2 separate regions of the Homo sapiens genome follow, and region 1 is linked to region 2. Evidence: chromatin loops called from intact Hi-C (ENCODE). Cell type or tissue: CD4-positive, alpha-beta T cell. All regions are shown on one strand. Each heading gives the region's core, and the rest is flanking DNA. Links, peaks and the distances in the headings are about the cores only. Region 1 overlaps LIPM (lipase family member M). Region 2 holds the start of KLLN (killin, p53 regulated DNA replication inhibitor).

Evidence for each region. Hi-C counts contacts between places; a loop is a spot of excess contacts. Peaks named below come from ENCODE experiments on the same cell type or tissue, not always from the same donor. Only the 100,000 strongest peaks of a DNase experiment are listed, where the experiment ranks them.
Region 1: it touches region 2 in a loop (3-fold over the local background); 7 of 110 quality-filtered maps call a loop at or near these places.

What each region holds. Positions count from the first base shown.
Region 1 is chr10:88,805,760-88,817,622 of GRCh38, forward strand. LIPM (lipase family member M) reads left to right here. Exons shown (of 9, transcript NM_001128215.1): 2 at 2,539-2,656; 3 at 7,338-7,536; 4 at 8,771-8,880; 5 at 9,329-9,465; 6 at 9,598-9,744; 7 at 11,057-11,128. Among named protein-coding and RNA genes, the nearest start is that of LIPM, 9.0 kb to the left of the region's middle. In CD4-positive, alpha-beta T cell, for the core only: a CTCF peak has its summit at 4,712 (motif pointing left); a DNase peak (open chromatin) is centred at 4,682.
Region 2 is chr10:87,851,951-87,863,722 of GRCh38, forward strand. KLLN (killin, p53 regulated DNA replication inhibitor) reads right to left here and starts at 11,583. Exons shown (of 1, transcript NM_001126049.2): 1 at 7,208-11,583. The coding sequence starts at 10,537. The coding sequence ends at 10,001. It overlaps MLDHR (mitochondrial lactate dehydrogenase regulator), which reads left to right and starts at 11,609. Exons shown (of 1, transcript NM_001433720.1): 1 at 11,609-11,704. The coding sequence starts at 11,609. The coding sequence ends at 11,704. It overlaps PTEN (phosphatase and tensin homolog), which reads left to right and starts at 11,675. Exons shown (of 9, transcript NM_000314.8): 1 at 11,675-11,772. RefSeq lists enhancers at 10,220-10,269, 10,310-10,399, 10,650-10,829 and a silencer at 11,430-11,739. In CD4-positive, alpha-beta T cell, for the core only: a CTCF peak has its summit at 8,392 (motif pointing right); DNase peaks (open chromatin) are centred at 10,441, 10,841, 11,381, 11,651 and 2 weaker places; H3K4me3 peaks cover 2,229 bases; H3K27ac peaks cover 1,900 bases.

The DNA.
Region 1 (11,863 bases), core at 1,613-9,612, 950 kb after region 2:
AGGTTGGATTTTCTGGGGGACAGACTCTGAGGCAGAATTCATACAATAATGTTTATTAAGGAGAATCATCATCATCGCCTGTGGAAAGGAAGTAGAGAATCAGGAGTAAGGAAAGAGATAAATCAAACTGTGATACAGACTTCAAAACAGCCAGACTCAACTCCATGAGGAGCTATGGAGCTAAAACTGCTCTTCAGAGATGTCCTACGTTGGGCTGAGATGACCAGGCCTTTAGACCGCAAACAGGTCAGTCACTGGATGTGGCAGGAAGGGACGTGAACTTGGAGGAAGTGGCTTTCTACAGCTAAGGCCATTCCTACAGAAAATGACAGCCAAGGGTGATCTGTTGACAGCACTTCCAGTGGATGGGACCAGTCCTTTATTGCCTGCATAAATTTTCCTGCCAAGTATAGCATGTTGACCATCTTGCCACCTGTAGACAATGTTTGCAGCATTTGTAGTTCTTTTTCTTCTCAGATGTCCATGTCCCTATCCCTACCTCCTTGGCTCTTTTGAGCAACTTCTATTCAATCCTCAAGGCCCAGTTCAAATTCTTCCTCCATAAGACCTTGCCTGTCCAGCCCTGCTCATTTTGCTCCTCCTGCTCAGAATTCCTTTGCTCCTTCCTTCACTCTCATCCTTCATCCCTCATCTGACACATTACACATATCCTCTCAATAACTACTTGTCAGATGTCCTCCATTCTCATGTTTTTATATATATTTAACTCCCCAAATAGTTGACAACAGTGGTTCCTGAAGGATAGTTGTCAGATCAGCAACATCTGCTTTGCCTGGGAACTTGTATATCAATTTTTTGGGTTCCACACAGACCTGCTGTATCAGACTGTGAGTGGGGTCCCGCAATTTGTGTTTTAACAAACCCTCTAAGTAATTCTGATGCATGCTAAAATTTGAGACACTTCTATAAATTTTTTTTTCTTTGAGATGGAGTCTCCCTCTGTCACCAGGTTGGAGTGCAGTGGCGCGATCTTGGCTCACTGTAACCTCCGCCTCCCAGATTCAAGCAATTCCTCTTCCTCAGCCTCCCAAGTAGCTAGGACTATAGGCATGCACCACCACGCCCGGCTAATTTTTTTTATTATTATTTTAGTAGAGATGGTGTTTCACCATGTTGGCCAGGATGGTCTCGATCTCCTGACCTTGTGATCCACCCACCTCAACCTCCCAAAGTGCTGGGATTACAGGTGTGAGCCACTGTGCCCGGCCTATACATTTTTTTAAGGTTAAGTATACAATGGTGTCTCACACACATACATGCACACATATACACTGCATTCCATAATATTCGGTTAATTGAGTTTTAATTATAGTGGTAGTTAATGCTTATTGAGTTCCTACTATGTGCTGGGAATTACAGTTAGTGTTATATGTGCATTATCTTTTTGCATTTATTGCAACAGTCCCATGGAGTATGAACCATTAGAATTCCTAATTTACAGATGCATGAACTGAAGCATAGGAGCAGTTTAACTAAATTTCTCAAGATTATACAGCTAGTTTATGTAATAGTGTTAGAACCAGTGTTAAAACTCAAACAGTGGGACCCAGGAGCTTTCTCCTAATGACTATGCTTTGTTTTTGCCCTATATTCTACCTGGGCATGTGATGTTTGGCCTTCTCTCTTGCTCTTTTTTAAAGCAGCCCCTGATGCAAATGGTTCTCTCCTTCTCTCTGAGTGATAACAATGGGCAAGAATAGTGAGGATGCTTAGAAGATATTTGCAGCTACAAATTTTCCAGAGAATGTCTACATGTAACTACTGTATAGAGTAAGGATTCTTAACCAGGGGTTCGTATGTAGGCAACAAGATATCTGAAACTCCTGAAATTGAATGCAAAACCATGTTTTTGTATCCATTGTATATCCATTTTTATAGTTCTCCTCAAATTCACAGAGGGAACTTTAACCTGAAAATGTTAGGAATCAATGCTCTTGAGTCTGTGGTTTTAGAACTGGAAAGAACCTTAGGAAATGCATGGCCCAGGAATGCTCATAAGTTGTCCTGGAACAGGTGCCCCACTGGCTGCTTTAGAACCATCTTATCTGTAACCTGAAGTGGGCTCAAGACTCTGTATGTTTCAATGCCCAGAAGATTCTGATGCACAACGAGGTTTTGGAATCAATGTTCTGATCCAGTGGTTCTCAAACATTAGGGTACATCAAAATTCCCTAAAGAGCTTGAGACACAAACTGCTGGGCCCAGTCCTCTGAGTTCCTGATTCAGTAGGTTTGGTTGGAATTTGCATATCTAACAGATTAGTCCAAGTGATGCTGATGCCTTTGTCCCAAGGCCCATACTTTGAGAACCATAATTCTATTCCGGTTTCCATATTAAGACAAAGAAAGTAAGGACTAGAGAGGGTTAGCAGATTTTTCTAAGGTAACATGATTAGCTAGGGAAAAGCAAGGACTTTCACTGTGTTTTACAGCATCAAGGAATCTACTCTTACTTTTGGATCATTGAGAATATGGCCACAGAGAACTGAACCTAAAAGAAATTGTGCTTTTTCCATAGAGTGAAATCATCCAACATCAAGGCTATCCCTGTGAGGAATATGAAGTCGCAACTGAAGATGGGTATATCCTTTCTGTTAACAGGATTCCTCGAGGCCTAGTGCAACCTAAGAAGACAGGTGTGGGTCACCCCATGTCACCGCAACACAGCAGTCTTCTCTGCAGTCACGATTTCCTTGTGATTTGAATGTAGAAGAGAGCCTGGGTTCTTAGTGCAGAGTGAGGTCCATTGTTCAGGTCAAAGGATGGTGTCAGTTCCCCCATAGTCTCCATCACCACCACCGTGTCCGTCCCCACTGCCACCAATTATCTCAATTAAACATACAGTGTTTGCTTTTCAAAACACTCCTTCAAGAAAAGTTCATTTCTTGACTTATTTTAGCGCTTAACCCATTCCCCAAAACTCCTCCTATGTAGACATTCTAAAATATTTACTGACAATTCCTTGAACAGACCATATCAGCCTCTGATTATGAAGAATTCAAGCTTCTTTATGGCACCTGGTACCCGCTCCTGTATACTCTGTATTCCTCATCTAAAGAGCACTTAAAATATTTAAGATGTTGCCTAGCTTTTTACTAAGGGCTTTTGAAAAACGAAAGTTCTATACATACATTTTATTTTATTTTATTTTATTTTATTTTATTTTATTTTATTTTATTTTATTTTATTTTTGAGGTGGAGTTTTGCACTTGTTGCCCAGGCTGGAGTGCAGTGGTAGGATCTCAGCTCACCGCAACCTCCGCCTCCTGGGTTCAAGCAATTCTCCTGCTTCAGCCTCCCAAGTAGCTGGGATTACAGGCATACACCACCACACCTGGCTAATTTTTGTATTTTTGGTAGAGACAGAGTTTCTCCATGTTGGTCAGGCTGGTCTTGAACTCCCGACCTCAGGTGATCCACCCGCCTCCACCTCCCAAAGTGCTGGGATTACAGGCATGAGCCACCGCGCCTGGCTATACATACATTTTAAATGTTTGATACATGTCTCCATAGTTCATACAATTCCACCCTTTTGTATGTGGGATTTTCAGCTATTGTTATTTTTTAAACATTTGTTTTCATTACTAAAATATGCCTATTTTTCATTTCTATTTGGCTGGATTCTTTTTAATACTCTAGCAGTAGGTTTATAGTAGCAACTATATTGTCTTTCTTGTGTATAGGTAATATAATTTCTTGTGTTATTTTGATATGCCAGATACACTGATAAGTGCTTTATTTGTATTAGTCTCATTTAATTTTCACAATTACCCTAAGAAACTGCTACTCACATATGTTAAGCAACTTGCCCAAAACGTCTGTGCTAGTGCTTGCTAGTGAGTTGTAAAACCTGCACTCAAATCAAATCTGTCTCTCTGCCATTATAGCCCGTGTTCTTAACTAGGACCAGAAAATGCTGGACAAATGCTATTGGGCTTTGGTGTAAAGAAACGTTGGGGTTCTGTTTTACTCCAATTTGTACTTGTGTAGCTTTTTGAAACCACCTTTTTTTTTCTCACTAGCTGCACAGCTGCGCCTTATACATGTCTAGCGTGCACCTGCCTTAGTGTCTTTGAACTTAAATTTCTCCCTCTGGACCACTGTTTCATCAGATGTCTATGCAGCTTGCCTTGGCCCTTCTTTCAGCCAACTTTATCAGAGTTCTTCCCTGGCCACCCTATTCAAAGTTGCAGCTCTTTGCTACCTATTGAGTTCTAGCCCCTTACCCTGCTTACTTTTCCATATAGCACTTACCATCACCTGATATAATAGATATTTGCATGTTTGTCTATTGTCTGTCTCCCCCCAGTCAGAGTGTAAACTCAGTGAGAGCAGAGACATCATTTGTTTTGCTCAAGGCTAGAACCAGTAACTAAATGAGTGCTGAGCACATTCTGGTGCTAATAAATATTTGCGGGATGAATTATAGATTTTGTATAAATAAATGAATAGCCTGGGGACACAGCCCCACGAATCTCAGGGGAGTGGTAAAAGCACAGTTCTTCCAAGCAGTCGAGTGACTTAGCAATTACTAAGCATGGGGGTCACCTGCAGCCCCTATTCTATGGATGGAATTTGTTTTCTTACATCCTGTTGATTCAGACTGTTCACACATTGCCCAGGTGTTTGAGGTTCAAGGAATCTGCCTCCTTGTTCCAGTCCGTGCAGAATACTTCCCTCTAGTGGCCAATGTTGTTGGCATGTGCCTCTTCAGAGGCAATCTCCCATATCAAAAAAAAAAAAAAAATTCACCAACCAAGAAAGCCAGTGAAATTCTTATTGAAAACAACTGAAAAATGTTTACTGTAAAGCTTATAGCTTGTGGTAGCGGCCTTTTTATCTTTATCAAAGAATCTTAGTTGGCTTCAATATCAAGAGAGAAAATAGGCTGGGCCATCCTCAGAAATGACAGCTGTGTAAGTGTAGCCCTTACACACTTACCTGCTGGGTGTAAATTAAATAGAAGACCTAGGGGATGTTTGAAATGATATAAATGAGCCATTCCTCTTGTTAGGGGAATCACAAGAACAAACTATATGACTAAGTAGAACCAAGGTGACCTTAACCATGGGAAATGCCCGGACTCTCAAGGGGAGCATTGATCACCTTGGTTTGATTGTCCTGTGTTAACACAGCTGAGGTCACCTCCCTGAGAACTAAGAGGATGAACTAAATGACCAGATTAGATTTTCAAGGAAAATCTAAAATAACACTGAGTTCCTTCCTCCTGGCCCTTCACTCACAGTCCACAGTGACCCACACGTTCTCTCCCTTGAGAGACAAAATGAGGCAGATGGAATTCATGAAGACTGTCAAGATGCTGGATGAGTTTGGTGTAGAAGGCTTTTGTCCTACAGGGAGACTGCATGTGTGTTTGGTGCCCGTTTATAGCAATAACAACAAGAGCTACCCATCTGATCTGAGGTCGGGCAGCATGCTGAGTGCTTAATGCACAGTACCGCATTTAACCCTCCCCTGCCAAAACCCTGTGAGGTGGGCAATTGTCCTCATTTTGCTAATGAGAACACTGAAGCTCAGAAAGTCACTTGCTTTAGAGAATTATAACAATAATAATGAAAGCAATAAGGCTGTTTTTTACTGCAGGCTTCTTCTGAGCCAATACTGAGGTGTGGATATTGCATTCATGATTTGATTTAATTCTCACAAGTCCTGTTGAGGGCATGACATATTTTTTACTCCTAATAGGGCAGCACCTTATTAATCTTTCAGCCAAATTTGCTAATGTCAAAATAATATATATGCCTTAATTTATTGAACATATTAGAATTCTTAAAACCCTTCATCCTTCTCTATTCTCTACTGATATTCTTATAATTCTTTATTTTGATATAATTTCCAATTTATGGAAAAGTCCTGGGAATAGTACAAGGGACTTCCATATGCCCTTTGCCCTGATTTACCAACTGTTTACAGTTTTACCCCATTTATTTTATCATTATCTCTCCCCCATCTCTTACGTGTATCTTAATACTTTTTCCAAAACCTTTGATGGTAAATTTGAGACATACATCATGCCTATTTGCCCCTAAGTACTTCAGTGAGTATTTTCTAAGAACAAGAGTATTCTCTTCTATAACTGCAATACCTTTATCAAAGTTAGAAAACAAACATTGATTGACATTAGTGTTTAATTCGTAGTCTATATCCAAATTTTGTCAATTGTCCCAAAGTCCTTTACAGCTGTTTTCCCTCCTCTGGTCCATAATCTAATCCAGGATCATTTACTATACATTTGGCCACCAAGTCTGTCTCCTTCATAAACAAACAATTCCTAAGGTTTTGTCTTTTTGATTTTTGCATTTTTGAAGAGTTTTGGACAGGGATTTAATTTGCTTTATCTGATGTTTCTTCATGGTGTGATTCAAGTTATATGTTTTTGGCAGGAATAACCCAAAAGTGAAGTTATATCTTTCTTGGTTCATCATATTATGAAGCAAATAATGTTGGCTTGTTCCAATACTGATAATAACTTTAATGACTTCATTAAGGTGGTATCTGCCAGGTTTTTCTAAAGTTAGTATTTTTCCTTTTGTAATTAACAAATAAGTTATGGGAAGATAATTTCAGGATATGTAGTATTCTGTCTTTAAATTTTACTCACTAATTTTAACATTCACTGATAATTTCAATCTTTCTGAATTTGTTAGTGGGTATTGTACTGTAAATCAATGTTTTGTATTTACTAATTGGCATTCTGTAAATAAGAGCTTTTCCTTCCAATTATTTATTTGTTCATTTATTTATTGGTCTCTATATGGACTTGAACATTCTTAATTTATTCAATGGGATATAATTATTTACTATAATTATTTTGATGCTCAATATTTCTGTATTTGAACAGTGGGAGCTCCTTCAAGCTGGCTTGTGGGTCCTTTTGACATGAAGGTCTCTTAATCACTAAACCATTATATATATGTGGTATACATATACCTTAATAATCATACTATACCATCTACTGGGGCACTTTCAATATTTCTGAAGAGCCCAGACAAGTCTGATAATAATTACACAAAACAAAGAACAGAAGTTAAACTTTATAGATTCTTTTTCTGCCGGGCAACATGCCATCCATTTCTTGTGCTCTATTTTATTAAAGCATAACAAAAATCTTATTTTACTGATGAGGAAATCAAGGCACACACCAAAGGTCAAGTAATTGGCCAAGATAACTAAGCTAGCAAGCAGCTGAATCAAGATCTGAACACAGGTTTGTTTGATTTGAAAGCTCTTATTCATTACTGGACAACAAGAAAGGGAGAGAACATTTCATACAGTTGAAATTTTCTCTTTTTGCAGGTTCCAGGCCTGTGGTGTTACTGCAGCATGGCCTAGTTGGAGGTGCTAGCAACTGGATTTCCAACCTGCCCAACAATAGCCTGGGCTTCATTCTGGCAGATGCTGGTTTTGACGTGTGGATGGGGAACAGCAGGGGAAACGCCTGGTCTCGAAAACACAAGACACTCTCCATAGACCAAGATGAGTTCTGGGCTTTCAGGTATATGATAATCTCGAGAACAGAGGTAGACATGTCTGTCTTTCAAAAAAAATGGGTAAAAAATTACGGCTTCTAGTATTTGGTTGATTTATTTTGGTTGAGTCATCATTATCTTAACATGATATCCCCCAGTTTTCTTAATTAACTAGTGATTCCTTGGTTGAAGTAGTGAGGAATGCTGAGTTCCCCATGTAGAAGGTGGGTCTAGCTAATAGGGTGAGAATGGTGGTTGGTGTCAGGTGACTAAGATTGGAATGAGAGAAGTGTAGATCAATTTCCTCATGGGGAGGGGCGGGTAATAGTATAATAGTACTCCAGAAGGAAAAGAGACCAGGCAGCATTAAAAAAAAAGAAAGGAAACTATTAAGCCTAGTGTGTTAGTCCGTTTTCACACTGCTGTAAAGAACTGCCCGAGACTAAGTAATTTATAAAGTAAAGGGTTTTAATTTACTCACAGTTCAGCGGGGCTGGGGAGGCCTCAGGAAACTTACAATCATGGCAGAAGGTGAAGGGGAAGCAAGGCACCCTTTTCACAAGGCTGCAGCAAGAAGTGCTGAGCAAAAGGGGGAAGAGCCCTTTATAAAACAATCAGATCTTATGAGAACTCACTATCACGAGAACAGCACAGGGGAAACCACTCCCATGATTCAACTACCTCCACCTGGTCTCTCCCTTGACACATGGGGATTACAGGGATTATGGGGATTACAATTCAAGATGAGATTTGAGTGGGAACACAAGGCCTAACCATATCACCTAGGGACCATCGATTTGACTTACCTCTCATGTTCTTACAAAAGATTTTTAACTCTTTTATTTAAATTACCTATTGATGTTCAACTCACTTTTTATGGCTATCAGAGACGGACCACTTCAGCATCTTTACAACTATTCCTGTAAATGAATCTGCAGAGCCCTGTGCGGTTCTGCTTAACAGTAGAACAGGACACTTCCACTAGCAGTTGCGTTATGTGCTCAGTAAATATTCACTGAAGATAGTTATTGCTACGTGATAACATCTAGAGAAAACAGCAGTTTGCTGACAGCCTGTGACTCCAGAGGCACCCATGCTTCATAGGTTTGAAAGAAATCCATTCTGAGTGTTGTGAGGGACACGGTAACAAGCTGTCAGAGTTGACAACTCAAGGGCTTGTTTGTAAACCTGGTGTCGGGGGGAGCTTTTGTTTGTTTCTGATTATAATTTTTCATATAACTTTGTCTTTTCCCCTTGTAGTTATGATGAGATGGCTAGGTTTGACCTTCCTGCAGTGATAAACTTTATTTTGCAGAAAACGGGCCAGGAAAAGATCTATTATGTCGGCTATTCACAGGGCACCACCATGGGTAGGTTCAAAGAAAAGCAGGTTTGTATACTCGGAAGAAATGTGAGCATACGACACTAGCTATCCCTGAAATCTGTCACCTTGTGCTTCCTTCAGACCTGCTCTTTTCATCTTCAGAATCATGTAGTCCCCAGCAATGTGTCTAGCATATAGACATATGTGCTAGATATAGCATATCTCTGTGCTATATGTGTCTAGATATAGCATATCTCTCAATATAAATATTTTCTCAAAGCCAACATCGTGTTATTCAATTATTTATTTAACTCATTGAGCACCTACTACTTGAAAGCAAATATGCTGGTGTCATAAGGACCTTATAATTTTATAGGAGAGGTAAGATGCAGTCACATATATACTTATTGAAATATGTATTTAAAAGCAAAATATACATTTTATGAGTTCTAAAAATATTTCGTATTCATGTTGACATATTTCTTCTTTTGCAGGCTTTATTGCATTTTCCACCATGCCAGAGCTGGCTCAGAAAATCAAAATGTATTTTGCTTTAGCACCCATAGCCACTGTTAAGCATGCAAAAAGCCCCGGGACCAAATTTTTGTTGCTGCCAGATATGATGATCAAGGTATGAGACTCCTCAGAAAACTTCCTGTGTACGTAGAAAAATCTTCCAGCCCAATTTCCTAAAACATAAACTTTTAAATTACAGTCACATCTTTTCTGTCTGTCATGTCTATGTCACTTCATATTTTCACAGGGATTGTTTGGCAAAAAAGAATTTCTGTATCAGACCAGATTTCTCAGACAACTTGTTATTTACCTTTGTGGCCAGGTGATTCTTGATCAGATTTGTAGTAATATCATGTTACTTCTGGGTGGATTCAACACCAACAATATGAACATGGTAAGTGGGAGCCTAGTAAATTCCCAGCATCCCAGCATAAAGCTGGGAGTCATATGGCTCACCCCTGGAGGGAGAGCTAATGCCAGTGAAGACTCAGAGTAATGATATATTCTCAGTAACTCAGTTCTCTGCAAACTGTAAGGAAATAAGGGAAATGCTTCAGTATGGACTGAAACAAGGTTAACATAAGGGCATTGCTGATATTAAATCACAGATTATAGATGGAAGAGGTCTGAAAGCAGCTTTACTACAGTGAATTAAATTAAAAAGAGCAATTAGCACATGTTAGACAACAGAGACAACTGTCATGCATCATCCACCTCTACCCTGCACTGGGGTCCTGTAGGTTTGTAGTTTAAGTTCTTTGATGGAACATCAGGGACCTTCATTTTGGCTTAGGCTACCAGTTGGTATCACTGGGTGGGTTCCCTAGGAAGCATACTCTGAGATGGAGGTTAATGTGAACAATGATTTGGGTCCTGCTCTAGGGATAATACCTAGAGAAGGAAAAGAAACAGGACTAGGTAGGTGAAAAAGTCAAGTAGTGATGCAGTCTCAATAGGAGACTTAGTTGATCCTGCAGGGATTTTTGAAGATAGGATGACCCTTCAGAACCGTCTCAAGTTAGGAAGAGAGGGTTGGGTCTTTATACACCATATCAGTCAGTCATTTAATGTAGCCATACCAGTAACAGGGTAGCACTGGGCAATGTATCTGCCTACAATTGGTGCAATCCTCAAAGCAGACTGAGAGTGGAGGGCTGTTTGCCAGCAGCACTCCCAGCAGCTGGGGCAACATTTCCTTAATTCTGAATATTTTTTCTTCTTCTTTAAGATTAATAATTTGATTTATAGTAAGGATATGAAAAGTATATATTATGTATCAGGCTAATTTATTACCTATACCAAGCCTATGAGTGTTATTAATATCCCCACTTTGCAGATTAGTATACTAAGATTTAGTAGATTAAGTGACTCACTCAAATTCACCTAAAAATTAAACTGCAGAACTAGGATTTGAATACAGGCCCAATGCTAGAGCCCTCATCCTAAATATCACTAGTAAAATTTTTTTTAATTAGGGGCCAGATCTCTGATGAGAACCTATTCTCAGATGAAAAATACCGGTGTCTGGCAATACATTTAATGACATTTTATTTACGTGCATGTACATATTTTTGTTTCATAGATAATTGCTGATAACTTAATAATGTTACCATTTCTTAGTCTGACACCCTGGAGATTTGGTCTTGACAGGGTATACATCTTGTGAGTTTTTCTATGTCCCCCAGAATACTCATGGTTTGTTACAGAGCCGAGCAAGTGTATATGCTGCCCACACTCTTGCTGGAACATCTGTGCAAAATATTCTACACTGGAGCCAGGTAAGAATGTTGAATTTGCAGTCTTTGCTAAATGTCCTGTTATATTTTGTGTAGAATAGTCAAAGGACACCATTTAGATAAGCCAGGGATTATTTCACACTTATTCTAAGATGAAATGCAGTATCGTCGATGCTATTTTGATGGAGAATTTGATCTAGATCACTGAAACTTTTCAAGAAATGGGAAGAAAGGACAGAAGTAGCCTAAGAACTTCTTTAGATCTTAAAAGTATGAATTTAGATGATCCAAGTGAGACTTCTCTCTGTCTCTAGACACCTCAAAGATGTGGCTGGAGATAATTATGTTTCTACATCTTCTCTTCAGCTCCTCCAACAATACAGTCAAGTAGAAACAAAAATGCTAATGTGGGGTCTGTCAAAAGAGATATTCACAGGAGTCCTTCACACTGCAAACTTTACCTGCAATTACAGGAAACACACACCTCTGTGTGTCTATGTGGTGTGTGTGAAAGAGAGGGATGGGGGAAGGAGAGAGTTCTCTCTGTTGACAGGTAGGGAGAGACAGAGAGAGAGAGAGCAATTGTACCATCAAAACCAGAGAAGAATTATAAGTTCAATTAAATTTTGGTTGCTATCTTCCAGGATCACCACATTGCACAATTCCAGGGCACGATTCCCCATTGTAGCCCACACAGTTGTGGAGGATACCCACTCACATTAATTACAATGAAGATGCACTTCCTGGAGTTGCTAATGCAATGATCAAGAATTTATG
Region 2 (11,772 bases), core at 3,773-11,772:
CTTGATAATAGACATATATTTTTAGTTTTAATTCTAATGGATGAAATCACCTTTCTACCTTATAAATATAATAATCATTGTAAAGAACCTTTGAACCATATAAAAAACAATAAATAAAAAGAGAAATTTATCTCCCTTGGAAGCCTTCCCTCTCTATCCTGCCCTCAGAGAGAATGTGTTATCTCATCTCTTATTCTTCCAGATAATTTGTATGTATTTATGCAAACACATGTATATATATATGTATTATCACTTTTGTTTTATTTCATTGAATTTTAATGAATCTTTTGGGAAATACATTAGTCCTAGAGTAGAATCATGCTGTAAAATAGATGAGTAAGCACATTAACAAACTAGAAGATTAAGGAGCAAAATAGAAAACAACTGAAAACATTCAGTTGCTAATCAAATTGTCAGCTGATAGGATTCTTAAATGACAGATATTCTAGGCAGAACTGACCTGAGAGAAGGACTACGTAAAATGGTCTGTTTTGGGGGGTTATTTATAGGGGATAGGACTAGGGTCATTGTGGAAGATGGCCACCAACAATTCCTCCATGCCTCTACACGCATGCCACCCTTCCCACCAAAAGGAGATGGAGTCTGTTTCCCCTCCCTTGAATCTTTTTTCAGCTTCCCCAGTAGCTAGAACTACAGGCACATGCCACCATGCCCAGCTAATTATTATTTTTTTGTAGAGACTGGGGTCTTGCTATGTTGTCCTGGCCTCAGGCAATTCTTCCCTCTCAGCCTCCCAAAATGCTGGGATTATAGGTATGAGCCACCATGCCTAGCTAATTTGGTTTTTAAATATTTTATTTTAAAAGAATTTTTTTTTTGAGGCAGAGTCTCGCTCTGTTGCCCAGGCTAGAGTGCAGTGGTGCGATTTCGGCTCACTGCAACCTCTACCTCCCGAGTTCAAGCGATTCTCCTGCTCCACCCTCCCAAATAGCTAGGATTACAAGCATGCGCCACCACTCCCAGCTAATTTTTGTATTTTTATTAGAGATGGGGTTTCACCATATTGGCCAGTCTGGTCTCAAACCCCTGACCTCAAGTGATCCGCCTGCCTTGGCCTCCCAAAGTGCTGGGATTACAAGTGTGGGCCATCGTGTGTGGCCTGGAAAAAATTCTAGACTTAGAAAAAAGTTGCAAAAATGGTATGGATTTTTTTTTTTTTTTTTTTTTTTGACACAGGGTTTCACTGTCACCAGGCTGGAGTATAGTGGTGCGATCACTGCTCACTGCAACTTTGACCTCCTGGGGCTCAGGTGATCTTCCCACCTCAGCCTCCCAAGTAGCTGGGACTATAGGCACACACCACCATGCCCAGCTAATTTTTGTATTTTTTGTAGAGACATGGTTTTTCCATTTTGCCCAGGCTGGTCTCAACCTCCTGAGCTCAAGCAATCTACCCACCTGGCCTCCCAAAGTGCTAAGATGACAGGAGTGAGCCACCATGCCTGGCCTGGTGTGGAGTTTACGTATACTTGTTATCCAGCAGCCCTAGTATTGATAACTTTTTTTTTTTTTAAAGAGATGGGGGTCTTGGCCAGGCACAGTGGCTCACGCCTATAATCCCAGCACTTTGGGAGGCCGAGGTGGGCGGATTGCGTGAGGCTAGGAGTTCAAGACCAGCCTGGCCAACATGGCAAAACCCCATCTCTACTAAAAATACAAAAATTAGCTGTGCGTGGTGGCATGCGCCCATAATCCCAGCTACTTGGGAGGCCAAGGTAAGAGAATCGCTTGAACCAGGAGGTGAAGGTTGCCGTGAGCCGAGATTGCACCACTGCACTCCAACCTGGCTGACAGAGTGAGATTCTGCCTCAAAAAAAAAAAAAAAAAAAATTCCCTGCTTTCAAGAGACGGGGTCTCACTATGTTGCCCAGGTTGGTCTCGAACTCCTGGGTTCAAGCCATCCTCCCACTTCAGCCTCCTAAAGTGTCAGAATTACAGGCATGAGCCACTGTTCCTGGCCAATAACTTATTAATAGCCACAGAACGATTATCAAAACCAGGAAATTAGCACAAGGTACGAACCTTATATGAAATTCACTTGTTTTTGTAGTGATGTTCTTTTTCTGTTCCAAGATTTAATCCAGGTTCCCTTACTTGCTCTTAGTTGATATGTCTCCTTAGTCTGGGGAAAAGACTTCTAACAGAGCTGGAAGAGCAGTGAGAAAATTGCTATTGAAGGTTGGAGAAATGGTGTTAGTAGTGGCAAGATGTTTGACAACCCTTGTGGTCAGATGTATGGTAAAACATAGAAGACAGAAAGTGTACCTAATAAACTTGTGGATTTGGCAACATTCAGGCTGAATGTTCAGAGTGACAATTGGCTTCTTTTAGGGATGTACGAAGATACACAAGTGATGTATGATGATAACACAAGAGACAGAGATGTGTTAAAAAAGGAACTATCCCATTTTTAAGCAGAGTCTCTTTATGCCAGAAAGACTCTCAAAGTAAGAAATGGCCTCAAGGGCCTGCCTGTAGAATTGGCCTCAAGTTAAAGATCTTATCGAGACTTGGTGCTAAGACCTCTAAAATATTTAAGATATTGCCTCTCATCTAGACAAAAGGTCTTCTAAGAATCTTAAGTGTTGTCCCACAGTAGTCACCTCTACAGGTCCACAGTAGAGAGAGGTTTTTTAAATTTTTAATTTAAATTTTTAATTTTTTTCAGAGACAGAGTCTCGCTATGTTTCCTAGGCTGGTCTCAAACTGCTGGCCTCAAGCAATCCTCCCACCTTGGCCTCCCAAAGTGCTAGGACTACAGGCAGAGAGGTTTGTTTTTGAAAGAATTATAGATGTTGCTTTGCGGGCAAGAAGTGAACCCCAATAAGAGTCACAAAATTTTAAAGAGAGTTATATGGATAAAATTGCACCAGCTTGGACTAAGGAAGAGACAGTTCAAAATGAAAAAACCTTCCAAGCCCCCAACTTCCTACGGGCAGGAAGCAGGCTGAGAGAGTTATTTAACTGTAAAAGGAAGGAAGGCAGTTTCTTTTCTTTTTTTTTTTTGGTGGTGTTAGTAACTTTTATTGAAGCGGCAGTGTACAGCAGCAGAGGTACTGCTCCTTGCAGAGCAGGCTAACCCACAAGCGATGTGCCCGGCGTAGCTGCTCAAAAGCAGTTCTGCGCTTATATTTATACCTACTTTTTTGTTTTTGTTTTTGTTTTTTTATTATACTTTAAGTTCTAGGGTACATGTGCACAATGTGCAGGTTTGTTACATATGTATACATGTGCTGTGTTGGTTTGCTGTACCCATTAACTGGTTATTTATATTAGGTATTTCTCCTAATGCTATCCCTCCCCCATCCCCCCCACGACAGGCCCTGGTGTGTGACATTCCCCGCCGTGTGTCCAAGTGTTCTCATTATTCAATTCCCACCTATGAGTGAGAACATGTGGTGTCTGGTTTTCTATCCTTGTGATAGTTTGCTCAGAATGATGGTTTCTAACTTCATCCATGTCCCTACAAAGGACATGAAGCTCATCCTTTTTTATGGCTGCATAGTATTCCATGGTGTGTACGTGCCACATTTTCTAAATCCAGTCTATCATTGATGGACATTTTATGTTGGTTCCAAGTCTTTGCTATTGTGAATAGTACCTCAATAAACATACGTGTGCATGTGTTTTTATAGTAGCATGATTTATAATCCTTTGGGTATATACCCAGTAATGGGATTGCTGGGTCAAATGGTATTTCTAGTTCCAGATCCTTGAGGAATCGCCACACTGTCTTCCACAATGGTTGAACTAGTTTACAGTCCCACCAACAGTGTAAAAGCTATTCTCCACATCCTCTCCAGCATCTGTTGTTTCCTGATTTTTTAATTATCACCATTCTAACTGGTGTGAGATGGTATCTCATTGTGGTTTTGATTTGCATTTCTCTGACGACCAGCGATGACGAGCATTTTTTCATGTGTCTGTTCACTGCATAAATGTCTATAAATGTCTTCTTTTGGAAAGTGTCTGTTCATATCCTTTGCCCACTTTTTGATGGGGCTGCTTTACTTTTTCTTGTAAATTTGTTTAAGTTCTTTTTAGATTCTGGATATTAGCCCTTTGTCAGATGGGTAGATTGTAAAAATTTTCTCCCATTCTGTAGGTTGTCTGTTCACTCTGATGGTAGTTTCTTTTGCTGTGCAGAAGCTCTTTAGTTTAATTAGATCCCATTTGTCTATTTTGGCTTTTGTTGCCATTGCTTTTGGTGTTTTAGTCATGAAGTCCTTGCCCATGCCTATGTCCTGAATGGTATTGCCTAGGTTTTCTTCTAGGGTTTTTATAGTTTTTATGTCTAACATTTAAGTCTTTAATCCATATTGAATTAATTTTTGTATAAGGTGTAAGGAAAGGATCCAGTTTCAGCTTTCTACATATGGCTAGCCAGTTTTCCCAGCACCATTTATTAAATAGGGAATCTTTTCCCCATTTCTTGTTTTTGTCAGGTTTGTCAAAGATCAGATGGTTGTAGATGTGTGGTGTTATTTCTGAAGCCTCTGTTCAAGGAAGGCAGTTTCTTATGAAAAAGGAAAATTGATTCAGAGTTCCTAGTCTAGACCCCAGAGGGTGGAACTAAGAGCTCTTGAGAACAACGCATTGGGAAACTATTCTGAGGGAGGCCAACCTAGGCACTAATGGAGAACTTGATCCTCAGAGGACCGGTAACAGTGCTTGGCTGGATTTCAGAATTGCTATGGACTAATGACTGCTATATGCCTTCCATTTCCGCCATTTTCAAACAGGCGTGTCTACTGCAGTTATCCTATCCCTTTTTCAGCATTGTATGTTGTGTATGTAACTTCTCTTTTAGTTAACAGGTCTCCAGATGAAGAAAAGCTGCATCTGAAATGCCTCATCCACATCTAGGCCTAGTATAGATTACTAGATCCTGAAGTTTAACACTGATGCTATATAGAATAATAGTTTTGGAGAAAGGGAGTGAGTGTATTCTGCATGTCGTGTGTGTGTGTGTGTGCATGTATGTGCATATGTATACTGTTGTAGCTGGAGGATGGATCATGATAGACTATTTCCCAAATTGACTGGCAACAATTTCTCATCCCAGCTGCTACTTCCATCAAGGAGTATCTTTCCCTTCCTTTTGAATCTGGGCTGTCCTTGTGACTTGCTTGGCCAAGAGAATGCAGTGGAAGTGACATTCTGGGACTTCTGAACCCAGGATTTAAGAGACCCTGTATTTTCTGCTGTCTTCCTCTTGGGATCCAGGCACTGTATAAAGAAGCCTGGGTTGGACCACTGAATAATGAGCAACCACACAAAGAAAGGAGGCTCCTAACCATTTTTAGCTACTCTAGCTGAGGTCCCAGACATGTGGTAAGCTATCTTGGACATTCCAGACCCAGCCAAATTCACAGCTGAATAAAGCACGTCTGACCCTAGCTAATGTCATTGGGGAGCCGACCTGTCCAGCTGTGCCCTTCCCCAATTGCAGAATTGTGAGGAAATAAATGGTGGTAGTTGTTTTGAGCCACTAAGTTTTAAGCGGCCCCCATGGTATCAGTTCAGGTCAGACATGTGCTTTATTCTGCTGTGAGTTTGGCTGGGTCTGGAATGTCCAAGATGGCTTCCCACATGTCTGGGACCTCAGTTAAAGTAGCTAAAATGGTTAGGGACTCCTTTCTTGCTGTGGTTGCTCATCATTCAGTGGTCCAGCCCAAGCTTCTTTACACAGTGCCTGGGTCCCAAGAGGAAGACAACAGAAAGTTTTAAGGTAATTTATTATGCAGCAATAGATAATTGAAAACAATTATCCAGCCAGGTGCAGTGGCTCACACCTGTAATCTCAGCACTTTGGGAGGTGGAGGTGGGCAGATCCCTTCAGGCCAGGAATTCAAGACCAGCCTGGCCAACATGGCGAAACCCCGTCTCTACTAAAAAAACAAAAAATTAGCCAGGCACAGTGGTGCATGCCTGTCATCCCAGCTACTCGGGAGACTGAGGCAGGAGAATTGCTTAAACACCTCGGGAGGCGGAGGTTGCAGTGAGCTGAGATTGTGCTACTGCACTCCAGCCTGGGCAACAGAGCGAGACTGTCTCAAAAACAAAACAAAACAATTATCAAATGTCAGGGTATCTTCCTATTGCTTTACCTTTACTCTGTGGGCTGGGAAGAAGTTGTAACAATGTCAGCCATAGAAGTCAAGTTTTCAATGCAGACTAAATTCCATGACAGTGAACACTATATGCCATAGTAGTCACTGCTCTGTCCATAGAGCTTAGAACAGTATTGCCACTTAATAGGCTCCCAAATATTTGTTGATTGAATCATTAAATAAATGAATTGAGATAAGATCCCCTACCCTCAAGAGGATGGACAAAAAAGATTCTTTAAATGGAGTGTGGAGTCTTAATAAGGGAAAAGAAGTAAAGAAAAAGCAGATAAGCTCTAAGTCTGCCTTTTTTCATGGTCCAGGGCTATTTGTCCCATGCATTTTCTCTTTGAAAAAGGTGCTGTTTTTTGTGATGCCTTAGAGGCCAGAAGGATGTTTTGAAGGGGAAAATTGTAGGAGTTAGGCAGAGCAGGGTTTTGGCTCCTTCTCAATGTCCCTCTACCTAGACAAATTCGGGCTATTCTGCAGAGGTTGCAGTGAGCCATGATCACGTCACTGCACTCCAGCCTGAGGAACAGAGGGAGACTCCGTCTCAAAAAAAAAAAAAAAAAAAAAAAAAAAAAAAATTTCTGCCTACTCTATGAAGCACCTGGTAGGTGTCCCAATATTTTCTGGTATATGGGAATTACCTTTTTCTATTATTGGAAGGTCTAAAAAGCAAACAATGTGCTCCATATGGCTAGAGTTAGTATTAAGGGGACCAAGTAGAATAATTGGTAGCTAGTGTTAGCCTGGAGACTAACATAGTCAAAGCTGTCTTGTCATGTTATGTCTTTTTTATTTGTATTGCTCCACGGTCCAAGACAAAATTTCTGAACGCCACTTGGACACAGTGAGTACCTGGTCTGCTCTATTGTTCTCAGGAGCAACCAACTCAACCCTTATTTCTCTGAGAATGATGATTTCATACAGCACATCTCTCTACCAAGATGTGAAAGATGACACCATGGCATCTGAAATAGCTTCAGGAGAGATTTGGGACATGGGAAGCTTGTAGACAATAATGGAAAATTCTCTTTTAGAATATAGTTACTTGTATGACCCACAGTAGCGCCTTTTGGAGAATGTCTTAAAATTATCTTTATTGAAAGAACAATAATGTTTGTTATTAGGATAAATGAAATAAGGGGAAAACCTCAGACCCTTGGAACAATGGGTTTACATTCAATCCAATGATTATTATGTTTTTATATTCTGTATTATTTAGAAAACAGTAGTTAAACAGACAGAAATACAGAAGATTGTTTAAAAATTAAAGCTATTGAGTTAGATCCCTTTTTGAAAGGTCAGCGTATGGGAGATGAGAAAGGCACTATAGAGATCAGAGTGTTTACACAAAAGACATCTTAGCAGATGACCTACAAAGAGCACATCAAGTATTTATATCATCCACATCAAGTTGCTGGTCATTTCGCTTATCAAAGAAAATAAGAAAGAAATTTTCTTTCGACATTATTTTGGTGTAGTAACAATAGAGTTTTGGAATCAGCTGTTAGAAGCGATAATTAAAGCTAGTTTACCATGCTTACTAATCAATCTACATAGTCACCCTGAAGCTTTATATAATTGTCCCTTTGTTACAAGCTTCTACTTCTCCCTATGGTATTCTGGTTCTGAATCCAGACAGGTAAAGAACTAAGTATGGCCGGGCGCGGTGGCTCACGCCTGTAATCCCAGCACTTTGGGAGGCCGTGGCGGGCAGATCACGAGGTCAGGAGATCGAGACCATCCTGACCAACATGGTGAAACCCTGTCTTTACTAAACTACAAAAAATTAGCCCGGCATGATGGTGTGCGCCTGTAGTCCCAGCTACTCGGGAGGCTGAGGCAGGGGAATTGCTTGAACCTGGGAGGCAGAGGTTGCAGTGAACCGAGATCATGCCACTGCACTCCAGCCTGTGAGACTCCGTCTCAAAAAAAAAAAAAAAAAAAGAAAAAAAAAAAAAGAACTGAAGTGCTTGGAGACCAGTGTATTGTAATATCTATACAGCCAAGCAGGTATTTTCAACTGAACTTTAAAAAAGTACTATTTTTGAAACTTTCTTTAGTTTAGATAGGGCCAGCCATTTGGGTAGAAAGGAAAAGAAAAACAAAAAATTGGAAAAGGATGCATCAGTATTTCTTTCAGAAACAACTTAACACTAGGAACAGAAGGAGGATTTTATTCACCAACTCCTAATAACCACCTGATGTTGCTGTTGGGCTGGCCAAATATCTGCCAACATTGATGATCCTTTCATTCACCACTAGAGAGAAGTAGAGGGACCTGATGTTTAGAGAAGCAGTAAAACCCATTTCCCATTTTCTTTCTTCAGCCGGATGGAAGTACTTGGAGGCTGGTCTCATATTCTAGCACTTTAGTGCTGGTGATGCAGATTATCTCTGCTCCAGAGTAACTCTGTGCCATGGAATCCAAGAGGATTCTGTCGCACCAGGACAGGAATGCACCCTTGTTTCATTTGCTTCCATGAAAGCAGATTTCAGAGATTCTCAGATGCTATGAGACTAATTGTCACTTAGGGTAGGCTCCAGGGGAGGGACAGAGAAGGGCAGTGCTAATAACAGGGACTCTGGAGACAAGATCAGCAATCTAAGAAACAAATGTGAGACATTTTACCCCTCCCTAATCTACTCCCCTTTTAAAAGTTCATCTTCATTTTCCCTTTTTCTACCACGCAGTAATTGATAATTAAACACAGCTCTGGTTTTTACCATGCAATCTAGTAGAACACCTAGACATCAGGAACTCCTTATCTTTGGTTATTTATACAATAATGAAATCTGTAGTTCACGCTAGGCTGTGTGGACAGTATCTGCATCTCTGGAAATCAACTGGAGGCCTTTCTCTTACTCTTTTCCGGTTGCTTTCCATTTCCTTTTCCACTGTGGTCCTTGCCTTTCCCAAGCTGACCAGAACTATGCACAAAACCAGTCTTCAATAAATATCAACACTGAAGCTTCAGCAGGTTGTTAACTCCTGCACAGCTATCTTAAATGCTGTATATAAGTGCAAAGTTTTATGGAGCCTCAGAGGTCTCTAAGAACACTGTAAATATCCCAGGTTTAATTAGTAGTCCCGGAGTTAGGTAATGGCCTGTGGCTTTCTGCGCTAGGTCTCTTGAGGTTTCTAGTCTTCAGAGGTTGCCTGCAACTATGATGTGCACATATACAGTACTCTTTCTCAAATACAGCATAAACCCTCTTTAGACTTTGCTAGGCACTTACAATTATTGAACACACATGCAGATTGATTCTCATTCTCTCAAAGTTTGAAAAACAACTCAGTGCTTCAACCTAGGTCTCGTTAGATATTTTTTGACTCAAATTGTCGTCTGTAGTTCTACTTCCTAAGGGAAATGAAAAAACAATAAATTCCCAGACTGGTGTTGATGCTCATTCTCTTTAAGCGGGTCGACTACTTGCTTTGTAGATCCTTGACGGGTGGGGTGCGGGGTAGGAGTGCGATCCAACTCTCAGCATTTCCGAATCAGCTCTCTCACGGTGACAGGTCAGCCCAATCGGGGCTGTAAACAGACTTGACAGGTTTGTTCTGGGCTGACGGCCATTGACTAGGTTCTCAGACCAGATAAGTCACTTGGCTGAGTCCACAGTAGGTGGGGCGCGCTCACCAGCTCAGGGGTAGTGACTGGACGTTTGTTGCAACATCGGAGAATGCACGCTCTGGGCTGCAGCAGGAGATACCCTCAAGCACAGAACCAAAAGGGTTCACCCTAAGCGGCAGGGCATCAGCGATGGAGAGGCCCGAGAGCCCTAGCGCCCAGCTCCTTTTCCCACGTTTGGGAAGGCGCAGAATAGGTCGATGTAGAGCAAGGAGTGAGTCTCAGGTCTCAGTCCTTTGGCTTGCTCTTAGGGTAGCAGGCGAGGAGTGGCACCAGTTTGGGGACTCTCTCCCCGCGTTCTGTAAGAATCGGCGGCAGCCAGCAGGCGGGGAGGCGGGGGCACGTGTTTGGATGTGGGTGCTTGTGTAACCAGTTCCCCAAGCGCCAGCCCCGACAGCGCTCCTTCGGGAGGCTGGTCCGAGCCCCTGTTTCCGCCGCGGCGCAGGAAGGGTTGGGGTTCCGCTGCCTGCACCAGGCAAGAGCACCCCGAGCAAAGGAAGAAGACGACTTGCCTCCGGAGCTATCACTGGGGAGTGGGAATTTGGAAAGTTCCCCAACTAGGGACACACGTGACCTCCTTCGGAAAGTAGTTCCGACTGTGGCCCGTGTATCCTTCCACCTCCTTTTGAACCCTCCTAGGTCTCCTCGCCCCGCCCACTCGCTGGGCTGCAGCTTCCTACCGTTCCGTACTTTCCACTCAACCCGGTAACCCCAAACGTGCACGGTCCGGCCGGGGCGCGCGGAGCCTGGCCCCGGGCGATCCATCCTGCCGGGTTTTCACGGCGGCCAAGGGGGGGCGGGGCTAGGTGGTCTCTGAGAACCGAGCTTGACTCCGACGCCGCGAACCGACCTGGAGCCCGAGGGGAAAGATGCTCGACTCTCTTGGGGGCACCGGAGCGGGCGCAGGAGAGGCCTGCGGGGTGCGTCCCACTCACAGGGATCCTCTTTCAGTTCATTTAGATAGGTGCCCTTTGGGCCCTTGAAATTCAACGGCTATGTGTTCACGTTCAGCACGCTCGGCTGAGAGCTTTCATTTTTAGGGCAAACGAGCCGAGTTACCGGGGAAGCGAGAGGTGGGGCGCTGCAAGGGAGCCGGATGAGGTGATACACGCTGGCGACACAATAGCAGGTTGCTCTTTGTGCTAAGACTGACACCATGAGGACACAGATTTGGGGGAAGGGGGAATCTCTAGGCAAAGGCTGTTACAGTCAAATCTCTGCGAACGATTGTGATCCGACAGCGGTGCAAAAGGAAAGAGCGAATGCAGTCCACGCCGCGGAAATCTAGGGGTAGAGGCAAGGGGGGAGGGTATTCCCCTTGCAGGGACCGTCCCTGCATTTCCCTCTACACTGAGCAGCGTGGTCACCTGGTCCTTTTCACCTGTGCACAGGTAACCTCAGACTCGAGTCAGTGACACTGCTCAACGCACCCATCTCAGCTTTCATCATCAGTCCTCCACCCCCGCCCCACAACAGCCTACCCTGCCTCCGGCTGGGTTTCTGGGCAGAGGCCGAGGCTTAGCTCGTTATCCTCGCCTCGCGTTGCTGCAAAAGCCGCAGCAAGTGCAGCTGCAGGCTGGCGGCTGGGAACCGGCCCGAGCAAGCCCCAGGCAGCTACACTGGGCATGCTCAGTAGAGCCTGCGGCTTGGGGACTCTGCGCTCGCACCCAGAGCTACCGCTCTGCCCCCTCCTACCGCCCCCTGCCCTGCCCTGCCCTCCCCTCGCCCGGCGCGGTCCCGTCCGCCTCTCGCTCGCCTCCCGCCTCCCCTCGGTCTTCCGAGGCGCCCGGGCTCCCGGCGCGGCGGCGGAGGGGGCGGGCAGGCCGGCGGGCGGTGATGTGGCGGGACTCTTTATGCGCTGCGGCAGGATACGCGCTCGGCGCTGGGACGCGACTGCGCTCAGTTCTCTCCTCTCGGAAGCTGCAGCCATGATGGAAGTTTGAGAGTTGAGCCGCTGTGAGGCGAGGCCGGGCTCAGGCGAGGGAGATGAGAGACGGCGG